Regions from separate parts of the Homo sapiens genome. Here regions 1, 3 and 4 are each linked to region 2. Evidence: chromatin contacts called from ENCODE Hi-C or POLR2A ChIA-PET data. All regions are on one chromosome and are shown on one strand. Each heading gives the region's core, a stretch centred on a gene start or an enhancer-like site at or near the end of the contact. The rest is flanking DNA. Distances are from core to core; before and after follow the strand shown.

Evidence for each region. A loop is a pair of places that touch in the nucleus more often than their neighbours do. ChIA-PET counts read pairs that join two places held with the same protein, here RNA polymerase II (POLR2A). Pooled maps may share reads with other maps.
Region 1: a loop to region 2 is called in a pooled map, with 12 times the contacts of the local background. The contact joins the promoter of IL6R here to the promoter of PMVK in region 2. A Hi-C loop is called at or near these places in 10 of 37 single-sample maps with no recorded cell type and 17 of 50 pooled maps. POLR2A ChIA-PET finds 5 or more read pairs at or near these places in 2 of 52 experiments (CD4-positive, alpha-beta T cell and MCF 10A).
Region 3: a loop to region 2 is called in a pooled map, with 9 times the contacts of the local background. The contact joins the promoter of RPS27 here to the promoter of PMVK in region 2. A Hi-C loop is called at or near these places in 5 of 50 pooled maps. POLR2A ChIA-PET finds 5 or more read pairs at or near these places in 2 of 52 experiments (activated CD4-positive, alpha-beta T cell and activated T-cell).
Region 4: a pooled map shows a loop between it and region 2 (5-fold over the local background). The contact joins the enhancer-like site here to the promoter of PMVK in region 2. A Hi-C loop is called at or near these places in 2 of 37 single-sample maps with no recorded cell type and 7 of 50 pooled maps. POLR2A ChIA-PET finds 5 or more read pairs at or near these places in 1 of 52 experiments (OCI-LY7).

Annotation. Positions count from the first base shown.
Region 1 is chr1:154,404,008-154,406,707 of GRCh38, reverse strand. It overlaps IL6R (interleukin 6 receptor), which reads right to left and starts at 1,365. Exons shown (of 10, transcript NM_000565.4): 1 at 994-1,365. The coding sequence starts at 1,078. IL6R-AS1 (IL6R antisense RNA 1) reads left to right here and starts at 144. Exons shown (of 2, transcript NR_147855.1): 1 at 144-269. RefSeq lists an enhancer at 235-841 and silencers at 1,081-1,230, 1,431-1,560.
Region 2 is chr1:154,935,392-154,938,091 of GRCh38, reverse strand. PMVK (phosphomevalonate kinase) reads left to right here and starts at 1,373. Exons shown (of 5, transcript NM_006556.4): 1 at 1,373-1,501. The coding sequence starts at 1,407. RefSeq lists enhancers at 1-924, 904-1,103, 925-1,867 and a silencer at 1,824-1,923.
Region 3 is chr1:153,989,312-153,992,011 of GRCh38, reverse strand. It overlaps RPS27 (ribosomal protein S27), which reads right to left and starts at 1,250. Exons shown (of 4, transcript NM_001030.6): 1 at 1,210-1,250; 2 at 789-897; 3 at 336-446. The coding sequence starts at 1,215. It also overlaps a transcript of RAB13 not described here. RefSeq lists enhancers at 332-1,312, 1,010-1,369, 326-1,525.
Region 4 is chr1:154,184,955-154,187,753 of GRCh38, reverse strand. All of the region lies in intron 2 of TPM3 (tropomyosin 3), which reads left to right. Among named protein-coding and RNA genes, the nearest start is that of TPM3, 5.7 kb to the left of the region's middle. Within about 2 kb of position 1,478, at least 3 of the 41 ENCODE cell types and tissues checked have a DNase peak (open chromatin) inside an H3K27ac peak, as active enhancers do.

The DNA of each region.
Region 1 (2,700 bases), core at 116-2,615, 530 kb after region 2:
GTGTTCACCTAGGACTGGAATTCAGTGTGATCTAGTGGTTGAAAGTCTTAGCCTTCAGCCTCCCCAGCCTGTCAGCTGTTCCAGAAGCCTGTCAGCTGCCCCTTAGTTTTCTGCTGTGTCCTCAAAGAAGCACTGGGACCCTAAAATAAACCTCTGGAGAGCCAGTTGCCCAACTCTTCCAGAAGAGAGACTAGACACGCAGCTGGGCATGCGGCCAGAGCCCAAGAAAAGCCTGGTTTGCCAGGGGCAGATTACAGTCAACGGGAGCAGTAAGTGCCTCTGCCCTCTCCCTCACGGGTCCTTCTCTTTTCTAGAGGGGAGTCCAGCACGTGCCAGCCCCAGGAGGTCTCACTCCCTTGCCAGCCTCCCGACTCAATTCCCAGGACTGGGGCACTTGGCTTCCCAGAGTTGGTGGCTGCCAAAGTGACTCCGTGCAGCGGGAAGATCCGTGACTCAGCGCCCGTGATGTCAGTCCCTTCATAGTCAGGGCACTGTCATCCACACATGCACCCGCGGGGGTGGGGGGAGGACCAGGCGAGGTGGACCCCCAATGCAGAGGGAGAAGAGGGGCGCTGGTACAAAGGACTCCCCAGGCGGGTACATCACCCCGCTGGGGCGCGCCCTCTCGGGCAGTCTCCCCTTAGAGTAACCTGGGACGCGGTTGTGTAAAGGCTCCTGGGGGCACTGGGAAGGAAGCTCGAGAGTCAGGTTTGCAAGGACACAGTCCTGTACACAGACCGCAGGGTTCCCGCACAGCTTCACCGGGCATTCCGGGGAGCGCTCCGGACCAAGGGAGCAAGCGCAGCAGGGGGCGCAAGAGCCACTACCCGCGACCACACAGCTAGGTACCCGCGGGGCCTCAAGGCAGCCACAGAAAAGGGGATCCGTCGCACCTCCTTTCCTCCCTCCAGCCTCCCACAGACTGCGGTGACCAAGGCGGTTTCCCCCAGCCGCTAGCTGCCCCAGCCCTCCAGGTGCGCCCGAAGCCCTTACCCTGCGCAGGGCAGCGCCTTGGGGCCAGCGCCGCTCCCGGCGCGGCCAGCAGGGCAGCCAGCAGCGCGCAGCCGACGGCCAGCATGCTTCCTCCTCGGCTACCACTCCATGGTCCCGCAGAGGCGGACAGGCTAATGGGAACCGGGCGGCAGGGGTGGCAGGGGCGGGGCGGGGCGGTGGGCGGGCAGGCGGGCTCAGGCCCCGGGGGCAGCCCCCATCCGCAGGAGCCCGGCTCTCTACACACACTGCGAGTCCCTCGGCCCCGCGCCGCGCTCGGCTCCTCTCCCTCTGGCCCGGCTCAGTGTCAGTGCGACTTCCCACTCGCACATGACTCAGAGCGGCGGACGGTCCTGGCAACGCAGGAAAACATTTGAGGAACTCGCGCTGGAGCGTCTCTGGGCCGTCCCAGGGTGCGGTTACGAAAGCCGGAGCGGATGGCGCAACAGCCCCGCGCACCGGCCGACCGAGGGGGTGGCTTCCTGCCACAGCGCCGCACCTGAGCGGGGAGAACAGGGGACCGCCAGCCCCACCAGAGCCCTTCCTCCCGGTTCTGTTGATGAGAAAAGGGCGTATCAGCCACCAGTGGGCAGTGGCCTAGTTTTGATTTTTGGTTTCGTGAACGGGATTACGCTGTGAAAGGCACACCTGGAGAGCCCTCGAGGAGGCGATGTTCCTCTTACCCTTAGGGTAAAACAGTGCTTGGTAGCCCGGTTGCCCACTGGAATCAGCCAGGAGCCCTAAAACCCACCAATGTCTGGGTCGGGTCTCCAGAGATTCTGATTTCATCGGTCTGGGGTGAGGCTTGGGCATCGGAAGACTCACCACCGTAAAGGCACAGTCTTTCTGCCCAGCTGCTCCTCGCAGGCTGCAGCAGAGGCAAGGAAACGGTTTGGACTTTGCAGTCAGATAGACCTGGGTCCCCATTTAGACCTACCATCTACTGTGTCTGTGACTTCGGTTCAGAATCTGAGTCTCCATTTCCTCATCTGTCAGAGATAAGAAAGCCTATGCTGCCCAGGGTTATTAGGAAGGTTCTGTGGATGGCACCTAAACACCTGACACACGGTCTGGGCCACACGTGCTCAGTAGACATCAGAACGTTCATGGCTGCCCTCCTGACTTGACAGACAGACACTAACACCAGGGGCAGTGGCTCACGCCTGTAACCCCAACACTTTGGGAGAGCCGGGTGGGTGGATTGCTTCAGTCCAGGAATTCTAGACCAGCCTGTGTAACAAAGTGAGACCCCCATTTCTATAAAAAAATTTAAAAATTAGCTGGGTGTGGTGGTACACACCTATAGTCCCAGCTACTAGGGAAGCTGAGGTGGGAAAATTGCTTGAGTCCGGGAGATCCAGGGTACAGTGAGCCGTGATTGGGGGCTGCTACTCCAGCCTGGATGACAGTGAGACCCTGTCTGGAAAGAAAAAAAAAAAAAGAAAAGAAAGAAAGAAAAGGAAGGGAGGAGGGAGGGAGGGAGGGAAGGAGGGATAGAGGGGAAGGAAGGAAAGGAAGGAGAGAAAAAAAGAAAGAAACAAGCACCTGGCTTTTGAGCAACCACAAGGACCTTGAAGGGGACCATCTGTCCGTCCCTTGGAGGGGAACTCTCTCAAGGACCCCCACAGAGCCTAAAGCTGATAGGATGGCCTCATAGCTGAATCTGGAGGGAAAGAAAAATGCTGAAATAAAGTTTAGGCTGAGAAGCTT
Region 2 (2,700 bases), core at 124-2,623:
CTAAGAATAAATAACAACCCCTTACATCTGGATGATACTTGAGAACTTACAAAGTATTTTATTGTACCTTGTCATATATTTTCTTCATTCCTTTCTTATTATAACCCTGGGAAGTGGGCCTTATCAGTGGTAAACTCAGAGTGACTTGCTAAGTGTCCAAGCTGGGACTGAAAATCCACTCTGTGCTGCCTTCTAGGGCGTTGATGAGTGCAGTGTTTTCTGGGTTGCTGAAAAAAAACAAAAAAAACCCCAAAAAACAAAAAACCACCTCCTTAAGTCTGTTCTTTTTGCATCTGACCACTCTCCTGTGCCTCTTTTCAACATTCAGGAAATTAATGGTTTCTCCCTAAGTCTCCACACTACACTTTTTCTCTAGTGGAGGCAGTAATGAGTTGCAGGCTCTGTTCTGACATGCTCAGAAAAATGCAGGACGGCAAGTCATAGCCAAAAACAACTCGACGTACTCAGCTGGGGCAACCCGTCACCTACTGCGGGAAGAGGCAGAACCGGGGATGCAGGGAAAGGACAGATTATTCTTATCCTGCCTCTCAAACTTCTGGCTGGGAGCCAGACTTCGGATGAAACCAGGCAATCTCATCTAGGGATTCAACGCTCCCTTACTATTGATGTCACCCACGCCGTTTGCTTCCGAAAACCTTTGGGCCGGAGGCTGCGGCTAGAAAAGCAATCAAAGGTTTCTCGCCGGGCTTAAAGGGCCACATCTTAGTGACGTCTCGGGTTATAAAATCTGCTTGACAATGAAATATCGTGTGCGCGATTCTGCTCCTCCCCCGACATGACGTGGCCAGACACGCCGCTCGCGTCAGGGCTGCCTTACGCCCCCAGGAAGACCCATTCCCACTCTGGGGCGCGCGCAGATTTGCTGTGGCACATGTACTATAACGCACAGGCAAAAGGGCAGTTTCCAAAACGTCTCCAACGTGATCTCACTCCAGAGATTTTTTTTCCTAAAGTTTTAGGGCTGCGCGGAAGGGAACATGGGGTTCACCTCAGGAAATTTCAGACGTCACCCCCCTCGGAGGAAGGTAGTCGCGTCCGGTTCCTCCCCGGGTGTCAGTTAAGCAGGCCAGGCTGTGAGCGAAGGTTCTGGGCGGGGCTGGACTGTTCTAAGTGAGTTCGGGTGGGGGAGCTTCACGAGGGGAGGCTGCTCTGTGAAGGAACCGCCTTTCTCTCCGCGTGTCTCACCCTTTTCTCCCCATATCTGTTTGGACATGAGCTGAGGGCACGGTCGCGGGCGGTCAGCCCTGTTCGCAGCTACGGCGAGGAGGGGCGCGATTGTTCCTTGTTGCCGCTCCGCTTAGTGGCCGCGTCCATTCCGCGCGGTGTCCCGATTTTAGGGGTAGGGAGAAGTGTCAGCTTCAGGCATCGCGAGGCGTGGCGGCCCCATGGCCCCGCTGGGAGGCGCCCCGCGGCTGGTACTGCTGTTCAGCGGCAAGAGGAAATCCGGGAAGGACTTCGTGACCGAGGCGCTGCAGAGCAGGTGTCCGTGAGGCGGGAAAGGTGGAAGGGGGAGCTCTCCGCATCACGTGACACGAGGAGTGCTTTTGGGTGTCACGGAGTGAGCTTTGGAGTACGGGTCGTCCGTTTGCAAGGCAGGAGGAGCACTGGGCTGGGGAAGGTGGAATGCCACCATTACATAAAACAGTAGTCTACACAGGCGAGCCTCAAAGAAGCAGGTGACCACCTCTCCAAAGACCTTCAGCTGCAGGTCTCTCTGAGAAGCATTAATAATGGTTCCTACGAAGGCACTTTCTATATACCAGGCGTTGGATACCAGCCTGGGCAACATGGCGAGACCCCGCCTCTACGAAAAATCCAAAAAGTAGCTGGGCGTGGTGACGCGTGCCTGTGGTCCCAGCTATTCAGGAGCCTGAGGTAGAAGAATCGCTTGAGCCCGGGAGGCGGAGGTTGCAGTGAGGCGAGATTGGCCACTGCACTCCAGCCTGGGCGACAGAGCGAGACCCTGTCTTAAAAAAACAAAACAAAAAACCCTCTTCACCTCTTTGTTAGGTACTGTGTGCCATTATTAGCATCTCCATTTCACAGGTGAAGAAACTGAGGCTCTTAAAAAGTTAAACAGGCCGGGTGTGGTGGTCATGTCTGTCACCCCAGCACTTTGGGAGACAGAGGTGCGAGGATGGCTTGAGAGCCCAGTAGTGGAGACCAGCCTGGGCAACACAGTAAGACCCTAGTCTCTACAAAAAAATGGAAAAGTTAGCCTAGTGCGATGGCGAGCACCTCTAGTCCAAGCTACTCAGGAGGCTGAGGTGGGAGGATCGCTTGAACCTGGGGGCTACAGTGAATTGTAATCATGCTACTGTCCTCCAGTCCTTGCAGCAGAGCCTGAGACCCTGTCTCGAAGTAAAATAAAATAAAATAACATACGAAGTTAACAACAAAAAACCCTTGCTGGTCACAAAGTAAGTGGCAAATCCAGGATTCAAATTCAGCTTTGTGGTTCATGATGGGCATCTCAGCAATTAATATATAATTGAAACAAAAAGAAAAAAAACCCAAACAAATTCAACTTTATCTTGCGCCAAGGACTGGTTTCTTTCTGTTTTATCTGGCTGCCTCCCCAAATAATAATACCTTTTGCACAGTGTTTTCTGTCAAAGCAAGATCTTCTGTGCAGGAGCATTTTGCTGAGACCTGGGCTAGGAGAGCAGAGGTTGGGGA
Region 3 (2,700 bases), core at 1-2,500, 950 kb after region 2:
CCTCTCCCAAAAAAGCAGATGCATGATGATCCACCCACAGAAAGCTACATCTTTTTTCTCAACTCTTAGCTACCTGCGCATTTGTATCACTGGTTACTTCCTATCAACTTAAGCCCTTTTATCACCCATTTATCCCCGCTTTAGACAGTAGTGCTTTGAGATTAATACATAGCTTTTGGTAGTATCTAGTTAAAACAACCAAATCCAACACTTCTTGTCTAAAAATTTACATTATAGATGATCCCTGTCACTGTTAAGACCGAAAAATCCTAAGAAATGTTTCCATTTCTAAAAATCAAACTCAAAGCCCCAAATCACATTAGTAAACCATTTACCTTCTGTAAGCCTTGCTTTTCCTCCTGTAGGCTGGCAGAGGACAGTGGAGCAGCCAACACACAAAACTACCGTTTGTGCATGGCTAAAGACCGTGGTGATTTTATAGCATCCTGAAAGAAAAGCAGATAACATTTTTTTCCTCTATTACACCCGTCTTTCCTGCACTTATGCCCAACTCATCATCCATTACATTGTTTCCCAACACAAAAAAACGTAGGGGTTGTATGTGAAATGTGATGAGAGATCACGGTGAAATGAATCACTCCTCCTAAGATGCAAAACTTTGCCAGTCTCATACATTCAAATTTTAAGAGTATCAGGGAAAATATTTTCCACAGGCGAAGAAACTGAAGCTGCTGCACAGCTTCAAGGATACGAGACAGCTAACACTACAACATTTTCCAACTGTTGAGGTCCAGTGCTTTCCCCACTACAGCAAGCCGTCTCCTCACCTGGGCATTTCACATCCATGAAGTAGGAATTGGGGCTCTGCACCAGGCGTTTCTTCTTGTGTTTCCTCTTCTCCTCTTCTGGAGAGGGATGAAGGAGATCCTTTGCGAGCTAAGAGGGACAGAAATGCAGAGATTTAGAAACCAACAGCGAAAATGGGATGGTCGAAAATAGCCCCCACTGTCACACACCGGGGAGAGCTCGCCCCTCGCCGCCCCTGGTGTCTGCGCAGCTGGGCCGCCATCTTATCTCCTCTCCGCTCCCGTCTATGCGGGTGGCCCGTGGGCCGCTGCGGTCCCTGGAGTTAATGTCCTAAGAAGTGCAGAGGGTAAATGAGGACCCTCTACGATCCGAAATCAGCGTGAGGGGAGAGTTCGGACAGAACAGCGAGATCTCCGCCGAAACCTGGACCAAAGCACTCACAGGCATGTTCTCGTGTGCGTAGGTCGTCACCGCCGGAAAGGAGCGAAAGCGGAAATCCTGCCCCTTATATAGAGCACACTACAGGAAATGACGCAAGGATCTTGTGCCACCATGTTTGGAACGTCTTACTTTGATCCGCCGCAGTGGGGAGACAAGGGAGCTGCCATTTTCGGAAGGTCTTTAACTGTTAGTTGTGACACATATGCGTCACCATGTTGAGAGGGTTACCTTGCTAATTTGAGGTCAGCGTTTGATCACTATCCAGGGATAAATGGACACTTTTAAAATTTTGTGCCATACCTTGACAGTTGGAGCCTAATAAATAGGAAAGGTTGAGGAAAACACCAGGGAGAAGGAGCCATATCCAGGACTTCCGTCCTATTTTTTAAATACCTATATTCTTAACTCTTTTTCTATTGGTTTAATTTAACAGTTTAGGCCGGGCGCAGTGGCTCATGCCTGTAATCCCAGCACTTAGGGAGGCCAAGGCGGGTGGATCACCTGAGGTCAGCAGTTCAAGACCAGCCTGGCCAACATAGTGAAACCCCGTCTCTACTAAAAATACGAAAATTAGCCAGGCGTGGTGGCGTGTGCCTGTAATCCCAGCTACTCTGGAGGCTGAGGCAGGAGAATCGCATGAACCTGGGAGGCGGAAGTACAGTGAGCCGAGATCCACTCCAGCCTGGGTGACAGAACAAGACTCTGTCTTAAATAAATAAATAAACAGGGGAGACATGGTTTGGTCAGTGAAAAGAAATAGGGAAGACTCAAGGAGATAATGAGAGGTGAGAGAATGGACAAAAAGAGATTGAATAGTTTAGCTTGAGAAGGGACAAGCATGGACACGGAAGGTGATGGGGATAAGTGAAAGATGCCTTCTTTTTTTTTATTTTTATTTTTATTTTTTTTTTAGACACAGTTTTGCTCTTGTTGCCCAGGCTGTAGTGTGATGGCGCCATCTCGGCTCACCACAACCTCCGCCTCCCGCGTTCAAGCGATTCTCCTGCCTCAGCCTCCCGAGTAGCTGGGATTACAGGCATGCGGCACCATGCCCGGCTAATTTTGTATTTTTAGTAGAGACGGGGTTTCACCATGTTGGCCAAGCTGGTATTGAACTCCCGACCTCACGTGATCCACCTGCCTCGGTCTCCCAAAGTGCTGAGAATACAGGCGTGAGACACCGCGTCCGGCCTTTAATTTTTTATAGGCAGCCAGAATAGGCTCGAGAGAGACTCCCTTGAATAATTTTTTCTTGCCCGGGCGCCGTGGCTCACGCCTGTAATCCCAGCACTTTGGGAGGCCGAGGCGGGTGGATCACGAGGTTAGGAGATCGAGACCATCCTGGCTAGCACGGTGAAACCCCGCCTCTACTAAAAATACAAAAAATTAGCCGGGCGCGGTGGCGGGCGCCTGTAGTCCCAGCTACTCGGGAGGCTGAGACAGGAGAATGGCGTGAACCCGGGAGGCGGAGCTTGCAGTGAGCGGAGATCG
Region 4 (2,799 bases), core at 229-2,728, 750 kb after region 2:
GAGCAAGAAAAAGAACAAGTCTAACCTGAGATCATGAGAAGGAGAATAACATAGAGGCTGTACGCAATACATCAAAATCATTAGGAATATAAAAGGATTTCCTGGGGATGAATTCTGTCTATCTTAATCTGTTTTACACATGTACAGACATACACATACACACACATAGCACCCCTCACCTAGATGTGGTCTACTCAGTATATTCATTTGAAAGAAGTTTCTTCATATTTACATAGGAATCCACCAAAACCCATTTAAATATGTAAAGTGAGGGTTAAAAATACTCATTCAACCCCTCTCCCCTTTGTTAGCTTTCCCAAGTCAGAAAGTACCCTCAGAGATATGCATAAGAACAAGAAACAGGAGAGGGAAGGTTGTGGCCAGGAGCAAGCAAGAAGAAAGGTTTCTTTCCTCAAAGCTAGAGTCAGCAAACTACCACCTGTGGGTTAAATCTTGCAACAGCCTGGTTTTGTAAATAAAGTTTTATCGGAACACAGTCATGCTCATTCTTGTACATACTGTCTACTGGCTTTCTTATCTCTCTGGCCACAAGACCCTAAAAGTTGGATGACCCCTGCCTCAAAGGGTCAAAGAAGGACAGTGTTTATAGGAATTGGGAGAGGTGCTGAATAAGGACCAACAAGGTTAAAAGCAGAAAGCAAAGGTAAGAGTCATCAGCAGCATAATATATGCATCTTTGGAGGGAGTATACTCTGTCCAATACAAAGGAAGTTAACAGCTCAGCTTCTGTCCTTGAGGTTAATAAATAAGTAAACAGAGCATATTATCTTGAAGTAGATATAAGCAGTAGAGAAGGAGGAGGGAGTCAATAACTACGTGTTTACACAAGCAGTTCTGGTTATCTGAGAAGCCTTTCTGAAAAGTGCAGGATTTACTAGGACTGCTTGAATAAAGAAAGGGCAAGGGTATGGCAAGGCGAGTCCAAACTTTTTTTTCCTCCCTAAATTTGTCTAACTTTGTTTTCTAAGTTGTGGTAAAATACGCATACATAAAACTTACCATTTTAACCATTTTTAAATGTCTAATTCAGTAGTAGCATATTTACATTGTTGTGCAACCACATCTAAGATCATTTTAATCCAAGATGAAATCAGATGCTGTTTAGGGAGAAACAAAGGGAAAGAGGAGTGCATTGTTAGGACATAGAGTCATAACACCATTTTTTAGGGACAGGTGGCAGGAAGGATGGGGAGAGAAGGGACAACGATGGACATATACACCTGTTGATATATTGTATTGCTGGTTACTAGGAACACAATAGCACTGGGCCCCTTGCTGTCTATCCATTGTGCTTCTAAAGGCTATCATGAGTCAGTCCATCTGTTTGACTGCATTAAGAGGAGATTATCTGCTCAAATCTACCAGTCTCAGAAATGCAGTGGTGCTCTCAATACCCTCTTGGTTTGGCTAGGATGAGGTCTTCTGCTGCTTTACCAGGGCACAGGGAGGTACAATAGTGCCCCCTGCTGAGCAGCACCCAGATGACAAAGTGTCACTTCTGCCACATCTTGATCAGACTTCTACAAAGCAAGTTAGAAAAATTCTTAGGCCATCAGGGTAGAGTCTATTAAGAGTCAGAACCCTGATCTTCCTTCCTAATTTCTGGGGGAAAAATCAGTGTGCAGGTTACTCTATTGAGAAAATTATTATCTATCCAAGTTGTTTCTTCTGAATAGTCTCATTGCTCGGTATTTCCAAAAGGTGATAGGAAAACAGAGGCTCTGCAGGGAGCATTCTTAGAACTAGACATTGAGGGCAGCAACTGTCTTGCCTACTATTCCTTTCAGGGATTAGGACTCTTCATTGTAAGTCCTGTTCCACATCCTAATTTTCTAGGAGAAAAGAGAGCTGTCCCAGAAGAAAAATTTATCACGATTACCTACTGGGAAGGTGGGAGGAATACAAAGAAATAAGAGGGAAGATAACGTTCTCAAGTCTCTTTACTATTGTGCTTCCAGAAATCCTGCATGGCAGTGCCTGTAGGGAAAGTTTCTTTTTTTGTTGTTTTTCTTTTTTTTTTTTTCAGACTGTGTCTCACTCTGTCACCCAGGCTGGAGTGCAGTGGCGCGATCTCGGCTCACTGCAACTTCTGCCTTCTGGGTTCAAGCAATTCTCCTGCCTCAGCCTCCCGAGTGGCTGGGATTACAGGCGCCTGCTACTGCACCTGGCTAGTTTTTTGTTTGTTTGTTTGTTTGCTTGTTTTTGTGGTTTTTAGTAGAGACAGGGTTTCACCATCTTGGCCAGGCTGGTCTTGAACTCCTGACCTCGTGATCCACCTGCCTCAGCCTCCCAAAGTGCTGGGATTACAGGTGTGAGCCACTGCGCCTGGTCTGTTTTGCCATTTTTTTTTTTTTTTTTTTGATACAGAGTCTCACTCTGTCACCCGGGCTGGAGTAGAGTGGCACCATCTCAGCTCACTGCAACCTCTGCCTCCTGGATTTAAGCAATTCTCTTGCCTCAGCCTCCCTGAATAGCTGGAACTACAGGTGTGCACCACCACACCCGGCTAATTTTTGCATTTTTAGTAGAGACGGGGTTTTGCCATGTTGGCCAGGCTGGTCTCAAACTCCTGACCTCAGGTGATCTGCCCGCCGTGGCCTCCCAAAGTGCTGGGATTACAGGCATGAGCCACCACATCTGGCCAAAGGGAAGTTTCTAACTCATAAACAGTTCCTTGGGGGTACTTGGAAGTACAGTGGCATTGAAATTGGTAAAAGTTGTAACAGAATGGAGGCTCAATTCTATAGTACAGTTTACAGGCACTCATGTCTGGCTGTT